2 separate regions of the Homo sapiens genome follow, and region 2 is linked to region 1. The links are chromatin loops, found by intact Hi-C in ENCODE. Cell type or tissue: endothelial cell of umbilical vein. All regions are shown on one strand.

Evidence for each region. Hi-C counts contacts between places; a loop is a spot of excess contacts. Peaks named below come from ENCODE experiments on the same cell type or tissue, not always from the same donor. Only the 100,000 strongest peaks of a DNase experiment are listed, where the experiment ranks them.
Region 2: it touches region 1 in a loop (7-fold over the local background); 5 of 110 quality-filtered maps call a loop at or near these places.

The regions. Positions count from the first base shown.
Region 1 is chr1:79,189,125-79,197,124 of GRCh38, reverse strand. No RefSeq gene overlaps it. Among named protein-coding and RNA genes, the nearest start is that of LINC02792, 130 kb to the left of the region's middle. In endothelial cell of umbilical vein, no CTCF peak of the experiment used is centred here; a DNase peak (open chromatin) is centred at 3,594; H3K27ac peaks cover 2,158 bases.
Region 2 is chr1:79,002,297-79,010,296 of GRCh38, reverse strand. It overlaps ADGRL4 (adhesion G protein-coupled receptor L4), which reads left to right and starts at 3,567. Exons shown (of 15, transcript NM_022159.4): 1 at 3,567-3,664; 2 at 5,078-5,227. The coding sequence starts at 3,643. In endothelial cell of umbilical vein, no CTCF peak of the experiment used is centred here; DNase peaks (open chromatin) are centred at 3,466 and 4,106; H3K4me3 peaks cover 2,845 bases; H3K27ac peaks cover 3,203 bases.

The DNA of each region.
Region 1 (8,000 bases):
TTCCGTAACAGGTTTCTACACATACAAAATCTCCCAGGACAATTTACAACAGCCTAAAATAAATTATCCCTGAAAGAAATTATGAGGCTGGAGAGTAAGCATAGCATAATGGTTAAGGGTGCAGATTCTGTAGCTGAGCTGCTTGGATGGAACTCTTGCCCTCACTAGACTGTGACCTTGGTCGAAGTGTTAAACCTCCATGTGGTGGATAGAATTAATACCTATTTATTAGGTTGTTAGGAGGATTACATGATTAAATACATGTTAAAGGGCTTAAAACAATGGCTGGTACATAGCAAGCACAATTTTATTTCTTGGACTATACTTACATAGGGCTTCATGTTCAATGGATGAGAAAAAAAATGAGATGAAGGTTGAGGGAAAAATTATGACATGTTAAATATAACTAAATGTATTAAACATTTTGATCCATCAAACAATGATTATGTCACAGCAAATTCCAAATGGAAAAAGAGAAATGTTTCAGTATTTGAGTGTCTAACTCCAAAAAAACTAGTATTTTGGCTAAGACAAAATGCATGAATAATTTCAGAATAAATACAAAATTTAAATATTTAATCAGACCTTTAAAAAGTTGAAGGAAATCAAATGGGGTTTAATTAAAGACAAATGGAGTAATTTTAAGTGCCCTGCTAACAGAGCGGAGCAACTGTCTCTATCACACATTTAATTCTATGCCTGCTGTTCTCTGGAAGACCTGCCAGTTGAAACTGAATAAAGCTCAGATCCCATCAAATAGCATATAACAGGTCCAATGTCAACGAGTACATGGCACCTTTTCCTGAGGCAACACACTGACAAGCTCCATGTCATTTAACACAGTTCATGGGAGTAGTGAAAAAACAGGATGCCTATCAAGGAGTCATCAGACTATGTGGTCAAGAAGCAAGCAAGAGTGAAGAGGGAAAGAGGTCAATGATGTTTCCCACCTTCAGCAGAATGTATTTAAAATAGCTTTGCCTATGGTTATTGCTAACGAGAGAGATCTGAGACAGGTTGAAAAAGACATGATTCTCTCCCTGTTCTTGATATAAAAGCACAGAAGCTTCATTTGAAGACGTTGGGGGAAAAACCCAAAGCACACAGTTTTATCAAGTTCGATTGACTTCATTCCTGAATCTGCAAAATTTGGTTTAAAACCTTGTGAGACCCAAGTTTCTTGTGAGATTTCTGGGCTTTCAGATTTCATTCAAGTGGAAAATGAACAGGCTCTCTCTCAGCAGCATACTGCTTTGGCTCTAGGTAAATCAGGGCCATCTGGGGTTGAGGGTCCATGAACCGCCAATCCCAGCATCACATCTCTGCTCCAAACACCACCCTCCTACAGACAATCACTTTCTCCAGTTTTGTATGCTGTAAATTCCAAGGAAAATCTGCCTTTTCAATAATGAAGGTCTTGTTCCCCGTATTTTGCTAGAAATGCCTTTGTATCTCTTGTTCTATGTTGACAATCATTGACCCCGTCCATTCTTTAAGAAGCACCTGTTGTGGAGAGATGGAGGAAGGAGAAGGGCAGTCCATGGAAAAGACATAAGAAGGCTATGATTGTCACAATGAGCAAGATTTCTCCATTAAAAGGTTTAGAATAAATCATATTCAATGTGACAAATAAAACACTATCCTGAATCAAAGTTCATTGTGAAGTACATAAAAGGAACACTTCTCTTTTAATAGTGATTGTAATATTCTTCTTCCTTCTTTTTTTTGTATTTTGTGATGCACATAAGAATCCCACCACTGTGCAATGATTCACCTGGATGCAGAGGAGTAGGCAGAGGCGAAAGGAAACAGGGATGTGAAGGAATGTGGGGCAATGGTGCTTTTGGGCAAATGAGCATTCCATGTCAAGTCCATGAATAATCATATTTCATGTCCAGTGATTTCTGTCTAACAGCCTACTTTTGGTTCCATTTCTAATTAGGGCACACAGTAAAAAATAAGGCCTTGAATAAAATTCCATTTTCTTTTACTAAAAATCACTAATTCAGAGTCAAGGGCAGCATCTCATCATTAATGTTGTTTTTATAGAATTGTTCGTACTAGCTATCTTTTAGCAGTTTAATGAAGTTGGTTTAACTAGATTAGTGTTTCATCCTCCATGGCCAGAGCTTGAAAAATTAGGCTTTCTGAGATTTAGAGTTACGTGTTATTATTACTTCAAAAGTGCTTTTTTAATAATATTAACTCTGGGTAGTGTTTATTCAGGGAGAACAAGTGATGCATCATATTTCATTTTTCTTTTTTTTTTTTTTTGAGATGGAGTTTCTCGCTTGTTTCCCTGACTGGAGTGCAATGGCGCAATCTCTGCTCATTGCAACCGCTGCCTGCCAGGTTCAAGTGATTCTCCTGCCTCAGCCTCCTGAGTAGCTGGGATTACAGGCATGTGCCACCACGCCCGGCTAAATTTGTATTTTTAGTAGAGACGGGGTTTCACCATGTTGGTCAGGCTGGTCTCGAACTCCTGACATCAGGTGATCTGCCTGCCTCAGCCTCCCAAAGTGCTAGAATTACAGGCATGAGCCACCGCGCCTGGCCCATATTTCATTTTTTCCAAGTCTTGAATTTATTTTTTGAAAAAAAATTATTGTGAAAACCTATGCCCAGAAACTGAGGATTAGTTAGGAAAGGGTTCTGTTCACAATTTATTGAACATATAGAGTGGTACATCATTAAAAAATGGTTATCTACACATTTCAACCAATTCTAAGGATGCAAAAAATTATTTTTTAATGTGTGTTTTGACAAGACCGTATCTTCTAGTACGTTAATGTAAAACACTAAAATGTCACTTCTATTATTTATTAATGAGGTTATGGGAGGAGAACAGAGTATTAAGAAGGTCAGAGAAGTCATTAATTGTAGGTTTAAAGAATGGTGGATGGGTTAATTGAGAATCCGTGAAAGGTTTTATTTTGTTTATTTGACTTTAGAATATTAAAAAATATTTTAGTCATTTCATTAAAAAGCCTTGGCATGGTAAGCTATCTTAGAAGTCAAAATATATATTGAATCATTTAAATATTCTTCATTTTGGACAAATAATATGATAGATTTTCTGAAGAAAACCAAATATTTGATGAGGCTCTTAATGAACAATGTAAAACTGTTTAATTAGAGTTACTTGACACATTCTTGTATTTAAAATAGTTCATTATAAACATTTTACTCTTGTATTTTTATAAAGACTGGCTGGAAGGAAGTCATTTTGGACCAGAGCCAACCCATAACACAATGCAGAGGTATTGCTTTTTTTGATAAGTTAAGAATTGCCCATTACAAAGGTCAAAATCTTTTTTTTTTCCTTTGCCAAAAGTCAAATGCTGTTATATTTATATTGTCCCTTTAAAATTATGATTAAACATTTTTATTTGTACCGTCTTTAGCTGTTACTCAACATCTGGGTAAAATGTCAGAGTCACTTTTTATCTTTCTTAAATGCTTTTGTTCCTACTCAGCAGCTGGGCTGAGAGTCACACTAAGGAAACAACGTAGACTCCTGCCTTACTCTGCGGGCTGCTACAAAGGAAGGGGAAGCCAGGTGTGCTAAGGGCAGAAAGTCTTTGTTCTGAAGCCCTCCTTGATGCAATTTGACCTAAACAAGTTCAATCTCACAGCGTGTTCTGAAACCTGATTGAATAGTAGTTACTCTTACAAATTAAGGTAAAGCAAGAATACGTTTAAGACTTTAAAAAAGACTGGTGATTTTAATGGCTTAGGCTTTCATTATGACTCAGCAGCATGCTGGTAGAATTTTGTTTTCAATGTCAGGAAGCAAGACCAGGATACAGGCAGTTTAGGTAGAGCAATCAACAGAGACACAGAGCAAAACTGCAGTTGAGCACAGTGTTTATGTTCTTGTGTCTGGGACAACTTGGTTCTCTTTGCGCGGTGTTTCTTACATGAAAACAATAGCCCTGGCATAAAAAACGATGTCTCTCAAGTGAATCATGAGTGTTCTTTTGTTTGTTTGTTTTGAGGTGGAGTTTCACTCTTATTGCCCAGGCTAGAGTGCAATGGCACCATCTCAGCTCACTGCAACCTCCGCCTCCCAGGTTCAAGCAATTCTCCTGCCTCAGCCTCCCGAGTAGCTGGGATTACAGGCGTGCACCACCAAGCCCAGCTAATTTTTTTTTTTTTTAATTTAGTAGAGATGGGGTTTCTCCATGTTGGTCAGGCTGGTCTCAAACTCCTGACCTCAGGTAATCCACTCTCCTCGGCCTCCTAAAGTGCTGGGATTACAGGCGTGAGCCACTGCCTCCAGCTGTGTCTTCTTTAATTAATACCCAAAGGGTAGTTTAATATATTTAAAAACAAGCTTTTGTAAAAGTGCAAGGTAATATAATAGTAGGTTTTAATTGGCCAGGCTGAATTACAAAATTCTACTTTTACTTTAGCAGTTTTCCTCAGTGCCGTATGCTAATGCTAATGGATAAATCTATGAGATATCCTCTTGTACTTAAGCTGATCCTGGAAGGGACTGAAATGAGCAAATTACTCCCTTCATGTACAATGTTCAACCATGTGAGGTAATTTTCTACTTCCAGTCCTCCTGAGTCCTTTTCACAGTACTGAAAGAAATAATTTCTCCAAATTGTTCCTCAGTGGCCCAGAACAGTGAAATCTTCATAAAGACAGAGCTTCTATAAACTTACAATCAGTTGTGGCAGATCTAAATGTTCAAAGTTAAAACTTGGTGTTGAAGGCGTCAAATAAAAAGTCAGTGAAGAAACATTTACATTACTGAAAAGTCCTTAATGTTTCACTGCTGTTTTCCACATGGAACAAGACTTGGTAATAGTTAAAGTCCTTTGAACAAAAAGAGGATAACTACTATTTACCTTCTAAGTCTCAGAGGAAAGCCTGAGTAAAGTCACTTCTCAACTCTCCTTGAGAGGAACCAGGCAATCATGGCAGGGACTGAAAGTTAAAGTGAGAAAGTGTCCCTTGAAAACACAACTAAACGATTTATCCTATGATGGTTCAATATGCACTTCTTAGAATATAAGGAAATGCTTATTTTCCTTTAAGAAACTATGAAAATAACAAGTAAGAACCTTTTCTTGCCATTTTTCTTTTCTGCCTGAATCTTGATATATTTTATCCTACAGAAGTTACATTTTAGCCAAAATAGGACAAATTATCTCTCTCAAGTTGGTCCTAAAACAGAATCCAGCATCCTGAAGTATTTATAAGTTCACAAACTATTTCCCACATTTCTCCTATTACCAAAGGTAAGAGATATTTAAAATCTCAAAAATTTCATTATCTGCATAAACATACTAATAGTGGTTAGGTTTCAATGAATTCCTTTTGGTTGTGTTTGAAACCGTGCTGTATAAATAACTAGGGTAACTGAAATTTCATTTGTAGCAGTACTGTACTTAAAATCTACAAATATCATAGGAGCTAAAGTTTTAACCAACTCTATTAGTTACTTATTACAAATAAAATCCTTCCAATTTCTTTACACAACAGTCTCTATTGAGTCAGGATACCCAGAATATCAGGCAATTAGAAACACGAAATTACTATATCTGTTCTGTCATAAACCAGGAGATTTAAAAATACTTTTTAATGAACACAAATTGCTCTATACTACCTCCACATTATAGCAGGCTTTCCAGAAACTGACACTGGATCTTTGGGATAAAAATAGTTGAAGACATCGAGTTGGAGAAACCATGTCATTTTTTATGTGAGTGGCAAGTTACAACACTAAGTCGCAACATCTAGAGGTGTGTGTAATCCAAGCTGAACCGGAAAATGTTCTTGAAAGCTGCAACAAATTGATATATATAAGGCTAGGAAAAGCAGGTTGGTGAAGAATCAGCTTATCATGGCCGCCTTTTGTTAAATCAAATTTAGCTTAAAGCTGCCTCCTTATTAGTTTGGCCTGAAGTTTTCTCTGAACATAGTGAGCAGTAACCTAACTCAATATGTAAATGGTCTACTCTTGTAACAAGCAGCCCTGTCTCAGTCAATCACAGAAGCTACACTTCAACTACTCACAGGTGACTGAAGCAAGAAAGTTCCCTGACTCCCCTGTGGGACTTGCAACAGGGGTGTGGCTAGTTTGCTTGGCTGCTGTGCACTCAAATCCCTATGGGAGGGGGAGCATGCCAGGTGCACAAGTGCAGAAGCCCAGGTGAGCGCTTTTGGGCTCCAACCCCATGGTAGCGTCTTGAGGTGTGTTACAATTAATGTTCTTTTAGCATTTGCTGTCCACTGATTAAGTGTTAAACCAGCTCAGTGGAAAGTCAGGGTGACAGTCTTTTACACCCTGACCTCTTGGTACCTAGGTCCTTGTCCAGCACCCAGGGAGAATCAGGTCACGTGGACTTGAAGGATGGTGAATGCAGGGAGGGACGGTGAGTGATGGAGGTGGCTCTCAGTGGGATGGATAGGGGCCTGGAAAGCGAATGGAGTGGGAAAATGATCTTTCCCTGGAGTTCCTCCATCCCGCAACTTATCTCCTCTCTGACTGTCCCCAGGCATGGTGGGCCAGAGCGGTCTTGGAAGAAATAACATTGGACATGAAAACAGGAATGCCTCTTCCCATTTAGGGCCGTGAGTTTCCATGCTTGAGGGTAGGGCCTTTGCCAGGGACCGCTCTCTTCTACCCAGTATTTCCCTGCCTTCTGTCCATATTATAACCAACTGTTCAAATAGCATTCAAATAAGGCAAACACTGGGCTGTAACCAAGCCAGTTGTTTCTGTGCCTCACTTCTCTTTCCTGTACATCACTTTTTTTTCTGTCTTTCTGAACCTATTCTGGTTCAGGGGCTGTCCGATTTGTGAATCATTCTTTGCTCAGTTAAACTCTGTTAAATTTAACTTGTCTAAAGTTTTCCTTTGAATACCTTTCACAGACAGATTTAGGGCAACTTGCCACCATCATTGTAAGACTGGTTTTACTTCCTCCCATTTAACTTGCCCTAGATGAGTGGAACCTATTGGACTCCCTTGTGCTTTCACTCAGTTGAACATTATTTATGAATGATCCTGTTATTGAACCCCAGCAATTATTTGATTTAATCTTCTATATTTATCCAATCCAATATAATTTAGAAGAATAACATATTATTTCCTATATATTAGAAATGAAGGCTTTTTATTTTTATTTATGTTTTTTATTTGATGATCTTCATTGTTTAAGGAAGAGAATCATAAATGCTACCCTACTAACCACAAGAAAAACCTCAATGAAAATCTAGTCAAAACTAAAGAAGTCTGCTGCTTATGATCGTTATTCTTAAAACCAAAAATTTCAGGGAGGATGAAGTGTTACAAATAAGGAGTAGTGTTTGATTTGCTTGTTTGTTTGATTGGTTGTTATCTGATAGTGCTGCATACTGAGACCTGTCAGATATGCAGTTACAAAGTTAACCTCTTTATAGAAAATAGGAAGTTTTTGTTTACTCACTAGCCCCTTCCTGGCATCTATTAACTCTTCTAGAATGGCTTTCTCTCCCCATCTAATTTCTATTCAGGGATTCATTTCACCCTCTCAGTTTACAATATCTCAGAAGGATAGTGGTCAACCACCCTCTCCAAGGATGGACAATGTGATTCAGGCCCAAGTCAATCTTATTGGTTGTGGTGAATGGTTGTGGTGAATGGTTCTAAGAGCAGCATATAATCTAAAACAGTTCAATCAATATGTATTTTATAACTTTTGCTACACATGCCTAAAACCAAGATCTATATTTTTACCAAACTTTCTACAGGATAAATAGGAAAGGATATGAAAACCTATGAGAGTATTTTTATATGATAAATGGAGGGAAAGCTGTGAATGCAGTTGGCATAAGGGAAATGTGCTAGACTGTGTAGAGTATAATCGAGTCCTGGTAACATTGCTTGAAACCTGGGTCAGGCATCACCTGAAGTAAAGCTATTGCTATACCTAAGAGTTATGAGAACCAGTAAATACATTTCCTTTTCTATAAGCTAGTTTTAATTTCTTTTTTACTTTTTT
Region 2 (8,000 bases), 190 kb after region 1:
TTTTTTTGTATTTTTTTTTTTTTTTAGTAGAGATGGGGTTTCACTGTGTTAGCCAGGATGGCCTCAATCTCCTGACCTTGTACAAGATCCGCCCGCCTCAGCCTCCCAAAGCTCTGGGATTACAGGCGTGAGCCACCGTGCCCGACCAAAACTTCTAAATGTTTTTTTGTAAGTAATACAAGACAATGAATCCAAAATTATACATTGATCATCTGTGTTTTCCTTTACAAATACGGACTTCTTCAAGCAATACATTTTTAAATGATTTTATTTTTACAAAGAGCAATATTAAAACTATAAGTGTCGGCAGGGCGCAGTGGCAGACGCCTGTAATCCCAGCACTTTGGGAGGCCGAGGTGGGTGGATCACGAGGTCAGGAGATCGAGACCATCCTAGCTAACACTGTGAAACCCCGTCTCTACTAAAAATACAAAAAAATTAGCTGGTCATGGTGGCGGGCGCCTGCAGTCCCAGCTACTTGGGAGGCTTAGGCAGGAGAATGGCGAGAACCCAGGGGGTGGAGCTTGCGGTGAGCCGAGGTCACACCACTGCCCTCCAGCCTGGGCGACAGAGCGTCTCAAAAACAACAAAAAAAAAACCTATAAGCATCATTAAACACCTTATGCTCCCCTATATACTATCATTTTCTTGATGAGAACAATGAATACACTTTTGCCTTTTAATAAAAACACACATGTAAAAGAAAAAAATGGAAAACTTTTTTTTTAGATTTAAGTATTAATTCACTTTTGCTAATTTTAAAGCAATGTCTAGGAAAAAGTGATATTTTTAAAGATTGGGCTGTATTTTATTATCTTTAGGATAAAATTAAAGATGAAGCAAGTGTGGCAGATATAAGGAGTAAATTATTTTAAAAATAAGTGCTGTGTTTCAGTTTATAGCTCATCTCAGAAAATAATGTGTTTCTATATTTATGCCTTCTAAAGTTTGTTTCTATGTATGTACATTGAAGCTCAACTTCTTATAACTGGAGAAACTGGTTTCACATGAATAAATTCAGATCATTGACATACTTCCAATTTTGTATTACCAAACTGGGCTTATTCATTTTTTCTTTCAGAATTACTCCTCATCCTATCTTTTGTATCTTTGTGAATGGTTCCCACCTTCTCCCATTCATACAACTGGAAAACCTCCACATTCTCTTTGTTTCAGCCTTATATCTCAATTTTACTAAGTCAAGCAGACATCAATTTGTCTTTATCTAATGCTTTCTGCAATCTGTCCCTATCTCTCCATCACGAATATGCCTACCCTTGTTCAGGCATTCATAATCTATTTCCTAAACTCTTCATAGTTTATTTTTGCTTCCTTGCCTTTGGTATGCCCTTAAAATCCATCATTTGCGTTCTTGCCAGTGATTCACTGAATTGCTTTTTAGTTTAAAACAAAAACAAAAACAAAAATCTTTAGAAAAAAAGTTATCAACAAAGTCTAGAACTTCTTTTTTATGGCATTTAGGACTTTTAAATCACTTTTTCAAACTCCCCGAATAACAATATCTGATGACTCCTCATTCTTGCAACAGCCTCCTGAGTGTGATGTCTGTTAATGGTTCTTAATCTCCTAGAACTCGAAGGTCAGGAATAAAGTTTTGTTTTTTGGCTTTTTGTTTTGTTTTGTTTTGTTTTGCTCCATGACACTTCATTCAGTGCCCGAGTGTGATAGATATGGAATTTGAAAATGTGCTGATTGATTGGATAAATTAAGAGTTTCTAGAATAGTGCATAATGAAATTCGTCAAAAATGCCCATTTGTGGCCAGGAGCGGTGGCTCAAGCCTGTAAGCCCACCACTTTGGGGGACCAAGGTGGGCGGATCATGAGGTCAAGAGATCGAGACCATCCTGGACAACATGGTGAAACCCCGTTTCTACTAAAAATACAAAAATTAGCTGGCTATGGTACATGTGCCTGTAGTCCCAGCTACTCGGGAGGCTGAGGCAGGAGAATCGCTTGAACCTGGGAGGCGGAGGTTGCAGTGAACAGAGATTGTGCCACTGCACTCCAGCCTGGCAACAGAGTGAGATTCCGTCTCAAAAAAAGCCACTCAAAAAAAGCGTCTCAAAAAAAGTCCAATATAGAGAACATGGACTGTGAGTTTATAGTCCGGGTTCCAATCAAGGCCAGTCACTTAGACCAGCTGTCTAAGAGCTGCTGTGGACTCTGAGCAAGTCACGCAACACCTTTGTTCCTCATTTGCCTCACCTATTATGGTGCCACTCTCAGGAACTTTTGCCCACATTCACCTAGAAGGAGTCTGGGAAAATGCTATGGAGAGCCAGATAAACGTGTCAATACATAAGCACTTGTGACTGCTGTTAATATATAAGTCACTTTGTGGTGTGTGATTGTGACTAGTTTTAGTTGTTTTCCCAGTAGTTCATAATCCCCCTGGAGTCCGGGGGCTGTGGCTGTTCATCTTTCTGAGGCTGCTCTTTATATAAAGTAAATTTGCACTAGTCACTTTTTAAACAGAATAGAAATGGTATGTGACAAAGGTGATCTGACTATTGAAAGGTAAAATGGCTTGTGTTGATGGCAAAAATATTAGTCATTTCCTTTCTTTAAATCAACTTTATTTAAACTTACATATAATACAATTCATCTAACTTATATACAATAAAATGCACCAGTTTTAAGAATACAGTTGGATAAGTTATGACAAATGCATGCACTCATGCAACCATCACCTCAATCAAAATATAGAATATTATCATCACCTCAATTTCTCCTTGTGCCTTTCTGCAGTCAGTCCCTCTTCTGCATCCCAACCCTGGGCAACCATTGATCTATTTTCTGTCATGATACATTAGTTTTGTCTGCCAGTTATTTTTAATTTTTTAAGCTAGAATTGTTTCCATGTTCCAATGTGGACGATCTCTTTCTACGTAATCGACTTGTATATTAACATGCAAAGGATATGATGCACCAATTTTTCTGCAGATGTAAGGAAGGGCTACAGGTGAATTTTACCTGAAATTGAGTTGATAATGGAAAACACAATCTAACCTAGACACAATAGACTATATCCTTATTTTACACGATGCAACCCTGAGTCCCAGCAAGGTGGGGCCTGAGCACTGGCATGCCCCTTTGCATGGATTCAGGTCTCCTGACTACTTCTTGACCCATTGTTCTTTAGGAAAATTTATTGGCGAGTATATTAAAAAAAAGGCTATGTCTTGAAATTTAGGTGTCAGAGAGAACCCCTGAAACCTACTGAGTTTTGGATGCTCCCTCTGGAGGGGCTCTCCGTGGATCTCAGAGACCTTTGCTTTTTAAGTACTCACTTTTAGGGTGTCACTCTGGGAGCTGCGCCTGGGGATAAACTGATTCCTCAGTGGGGCTGTAACATTGCTCAGGGTCAGTGGTCACTAGGCAGGGAATGGAGCCCAGGAGGCGTGGGGAAAGGGGATGGAGGCCGGACGTGGCCAGCGGATTCAGGGCTTGACTCACACACTCACACAAAAGAGGCCGGAAAGTGTCCGGAGGAAGCCGGCGCGTCACGGAGGACGGATCCGGGACCCTGCCGCGCCCGCCCAGCGGCGCCCGGTCCCGGGTCCACAGCCGCACTCACTCCGCCGCGCTCTCCGCCACCGCCACCACTGCGGCCACCGCCAATGAAACGCCTCCCGCTCCTAGGTGAGTGCTCAGCGCCCCTGGTCGCCGAGGTCGTCGGAGGGACCAATCCCTTGTAGGGGACTGGATTTTTTAAGAGGTGGAGCTCACATGGCAAGTGTATTTGGCAAAATCTCCGAGGAGAATTGATTTAGTACTTCTCAGGATGTTTTTCTCCTTGACCTTTCAACTCTAAAGTTGAATATTCCAAGGTCCAGGGAATGTTACCTTTTTATTCCTCTTGAGGAAGTGTCCAGCATCCCCTTTCACCTTTCTTCTGTTCTGCCCCGAAGAAATTTGGGAAATCCAGACCATTAACACCCATGAGAGGTTTCCTGGCATTTTAAGGGGATTGCCGGGCCAGATTTGAGCTTCATTTTGAACATACTGTGCAGAAAGATAGTAAATGACATCTCCGAGGGTGAACTAATTCCGGCTTAGTCAGTATACATAGTTATTTGCCACTGGGATTTAGAACAGAATACTTAAGAATCTCTTGGTACCTGATAAGGACAACTAATGTTAGATGACTGTTTTCAGAACAATGACCTCATGCTTCATAGCTGTTGGTCCTCAAGACTCTTGAGTAGGCCTGGTAAAACAATAAAAAAGGAACCGACTTTACTTTTCCTTATTTTTTCCTATCAGTCCACAACATATAATTTCCAAATGTATTTCAATAACTCTGATGTATAGTCTTGTTCCTTGTTTTGTTTCATTTTTTTTTGTTCACATTTGTGTGCTGTTCCATTTCTGGAAGATCAATCTTTGACTATAATCTTGAGTTTCTTTTTTTGTTTTTGTTTTGTTTTTAAATTTCCCCTAATGGAAAATAAAAACAGTGAAATAAATTTTATTATGAATAATTGAATTGAAAACAATTGAAATTGAAATTGAAAACAATTGAAATTGAAAACAATCATTAGAACACAGAAAAAAACAGCAAGTGCATCTGTTCTCCTAGATAAGATGTCATCTTAAAATAACACAGATTTGAATTTGCAAAAACCTGAATACTCAATTTACCTTCATTTCTACACAGGATTACTCCCAGAGGAGGGAAATTGCTTTACAATCAGGCAGTTCCCTTTCAAAGTATCTCACCTCAGAATGAAGGGTAACACTTAATCAACATGCTATACTGATCTGGGAACACAGTTTTTATTATAAAGCTGAGTTGTTTATTACATTTTAGTTTCATTGAGATTTACTTGATAAAGGTTGAAATTGGAACAAAAAAAGCCTTCATCTTAAAAGTAAGTTTTACTTACTTGCTTTTGTGCTGTTACTTAGCTAAGTGCTCTCTTGGGAAAAATTTATAATCCATTTATCTAAATAGAAAGAGAGGATAATTTATGTTTATTATACTCTAATTCAACAATGGGGAGAGATGTTTGTTTTACTTTTTGAAAAGGTGTATTTCTCTATTTTATTTAGTGGTTTTTTCCACTTTGTTGAATTGTTCCTATACTCAAAATTGCACCAAGACACCTTGTCTCCCAAATGCAAAATGTGAAATACGCAATGGAATTGAAGCCTGCTATTGCAACATGGGATTTTCAGGAAATGGTGTCACAATTTGTGAAGGTAAACAAGCTTTGTTACTTCTTTTGGATTATACTGTAAGATTAAATTCTGATGGGACTGCTTTTCTGTCCTCCAGAAACTAACTTGTTTTGTGTTATACTGTTTAATTTCATACTATTTAAAAAACGCGTAAGTAGCTAAACAGTAAGTTTGACTTACCATGTCAAAATTTATACTTGTTACTGATTTTAAAAGACTTCATGCATATCTTATTTTTTGGTGCAAATATTAAAGATTTCCTTTTAGCTCATGCTGGAGATCCAGGTGTAGAGGGCATAGTCAACAGCTTTGGGAACAAAAGAGTTCACGAAATGTATACTGCTATGTATCGCCTTCATATACCCTCTTTACATGATACCAAGTATATAAGTATTTTTATACCTATATGGTATATGATACCACATATACAGGTACTTGACCGCCTATATTTGGAGATGATATTAAGAGATTCATGGTTTTCTCATGCATACCCTGGGCATAGGAAATGACAAGAGAAAGAGAGAATTTTGAAAAGACGTCATCTTTTGAAAAAGTAGATTATAATCATAGAACTTCATGCTACTGTCCAGAGACAGAATGCCACAAAGCATCCTTGTAGGGTGCAGTTTAGCCCATTGATTTGATCAGCAGAACACCATCTGATAATCAAATTTACGTAATTTCGTGTCTGTAGTTGTCACCTCTACCCCAATCTTCCACTCCCCCAACACACTCAATCTTTTTAAATTCATTTTCAGTAAAATCTAGTTTTAACTGGATCCATAGACCAACGTCCTGTGTAGAAGAGAGAGAGAGAGAGAGAAAAGTACTAGGTCATACAAATTAGTTTTAAAATATAATTAAATAGCAAGTTAAAATTATAGCTGTGGGGTGTTATGCACCTAAATGTATTCAGGATAACATGAACTTTTTCTAATTAAGCCAGGATATTGTATATTGTTAATATTGCATGTGTTTGCTTACAACAAAAACAAGTTGTATCTTGTGATTGAATTATATAGGCTCTTTAAAAAGATTAAATATGCCGTGTTTAGTAAGACCAAACTTCATCATAATTAGGTTGAATATTTAAAAAATGTACAGCAAAGCTACAGTTCACTTAATGGTGCATTAAATCAGGCGCTTCTGCTTGTATAAACAGCCAGAATTTGTAATATACTATTTTACAAGAATTACAAAATTCTTTTCATAAATAATCTTAGAAATGTATTGTGTATTTAATTGAATGGCATTGTAGCAAGTGTAAAGTTGAGTGACCTTCAAAATACTGCATCTCACAAATTAATGTGCTTTTCCACTAATCATTACAAATTGTACCATAGTACTTCATAACCAGCATTACCTTTTTGTTATTTAGATACTTTTCAATTGCCATGCTTAGCATAAGTAACATAAAAAAATTTTCACATTTTGGACCTTTAGCAGCCAACCAGCTTATAATCACGTTTCTAATGATTTCTTTTAAAAACGCATCTTCCATTATCTAATGCAGTTGTTTTCCCCCTGCTGCCTAAGTCAATAACTAGCTAATAAACAGAAAATATTTTCCATTGGAAAAAAAAAATTCTTTAAGACCTTTTGGCCTGCAGTTTCTTTTCACACAGAACATAATTTGTAATGGGAATTTGTTTCTTTCTTAGGTTCATGTTAAACTTAAATTCCCTTTCTGTTTAAAAAAAAAAACTCCATATACACTTGTTTTGATGTTTATTATCTGAGATTTGTAGTGTCTTCTTAAAACTGTTCAAACAGTGGTTTTCATCTTTTTCACCTTTTATTAATTCACTGACAGGTTTTTAACCTTTTTTTAGTCAGGATAGTTAATATGCTCTTTAGAATTAAAACACTGTATTCCCAACTGCTGAATAGTCTAGGTTATATTTTGAGTTTTAAGATTCTTGTTGACATTTTCGTCTCTAAAGAGATTCCTCACCTTTCCTATCTTTCTCTAAGATTGGTATTATGTCAAGATGAAATGACTGGACAGGAGATTAGCTACAGAGGATGCCTATTTCTTGAGGAATCGAATTTGTTTTCTTTTTTCTGTCCTCAATATCGCCATTATCATAAAATTTGTCTCTCTCAGAGGTACCAAAGAAATGTTATAGTAATAACCCAACCTCACTAAACATATTAAAAGAGCAAGTTTTGAACAAGTAATTTATAATTTGTTTTGCATGGTCCTACAAAATAAGCTTTAATCGTAGTGAATTTATTTAATTTAATCATTTTTTAATTTCAACAGATGTTTATTAAGCACTTTGATCGTCATTATCATAATCACATCAACATTAGAATAGCTAATATCTACTCTCCTCTGAGTCCAGAAAATTAATTAACAGAGGCCTTATAGTCAAGCATATTGATTAAGAGTACAGGCTGTGGAATCAAACCGACTTGGATTCAAGTATTAGCTCTACCACTTGTTTGGTTGGTTGACCCTTCCTAATTCAGTTTATTCTACCTAACAGAGTCATTTCCTAATAGACATAATTTATCATGTAACTCGGCTACTTAATACCTGCCAATGGCTCTTCTTTGTCAACAGAATAAAGTCTAGGCCCTTAACATTCTGACTTAATTCCCATTGCCTTCTCAACAAATATGCCCTCTGATATATATCTGGCATGAAATTCTTGTAACTCCTTTAAAAATATCATACATGTTCAACTTCTAGGTTTCAGCCTATGAGTAAAGGGAATAATTAATGGCCAAAATGATTTTTCAAAACGTTGTATGGTTATAAACTAATATATGGGGGACATTTTTTCAT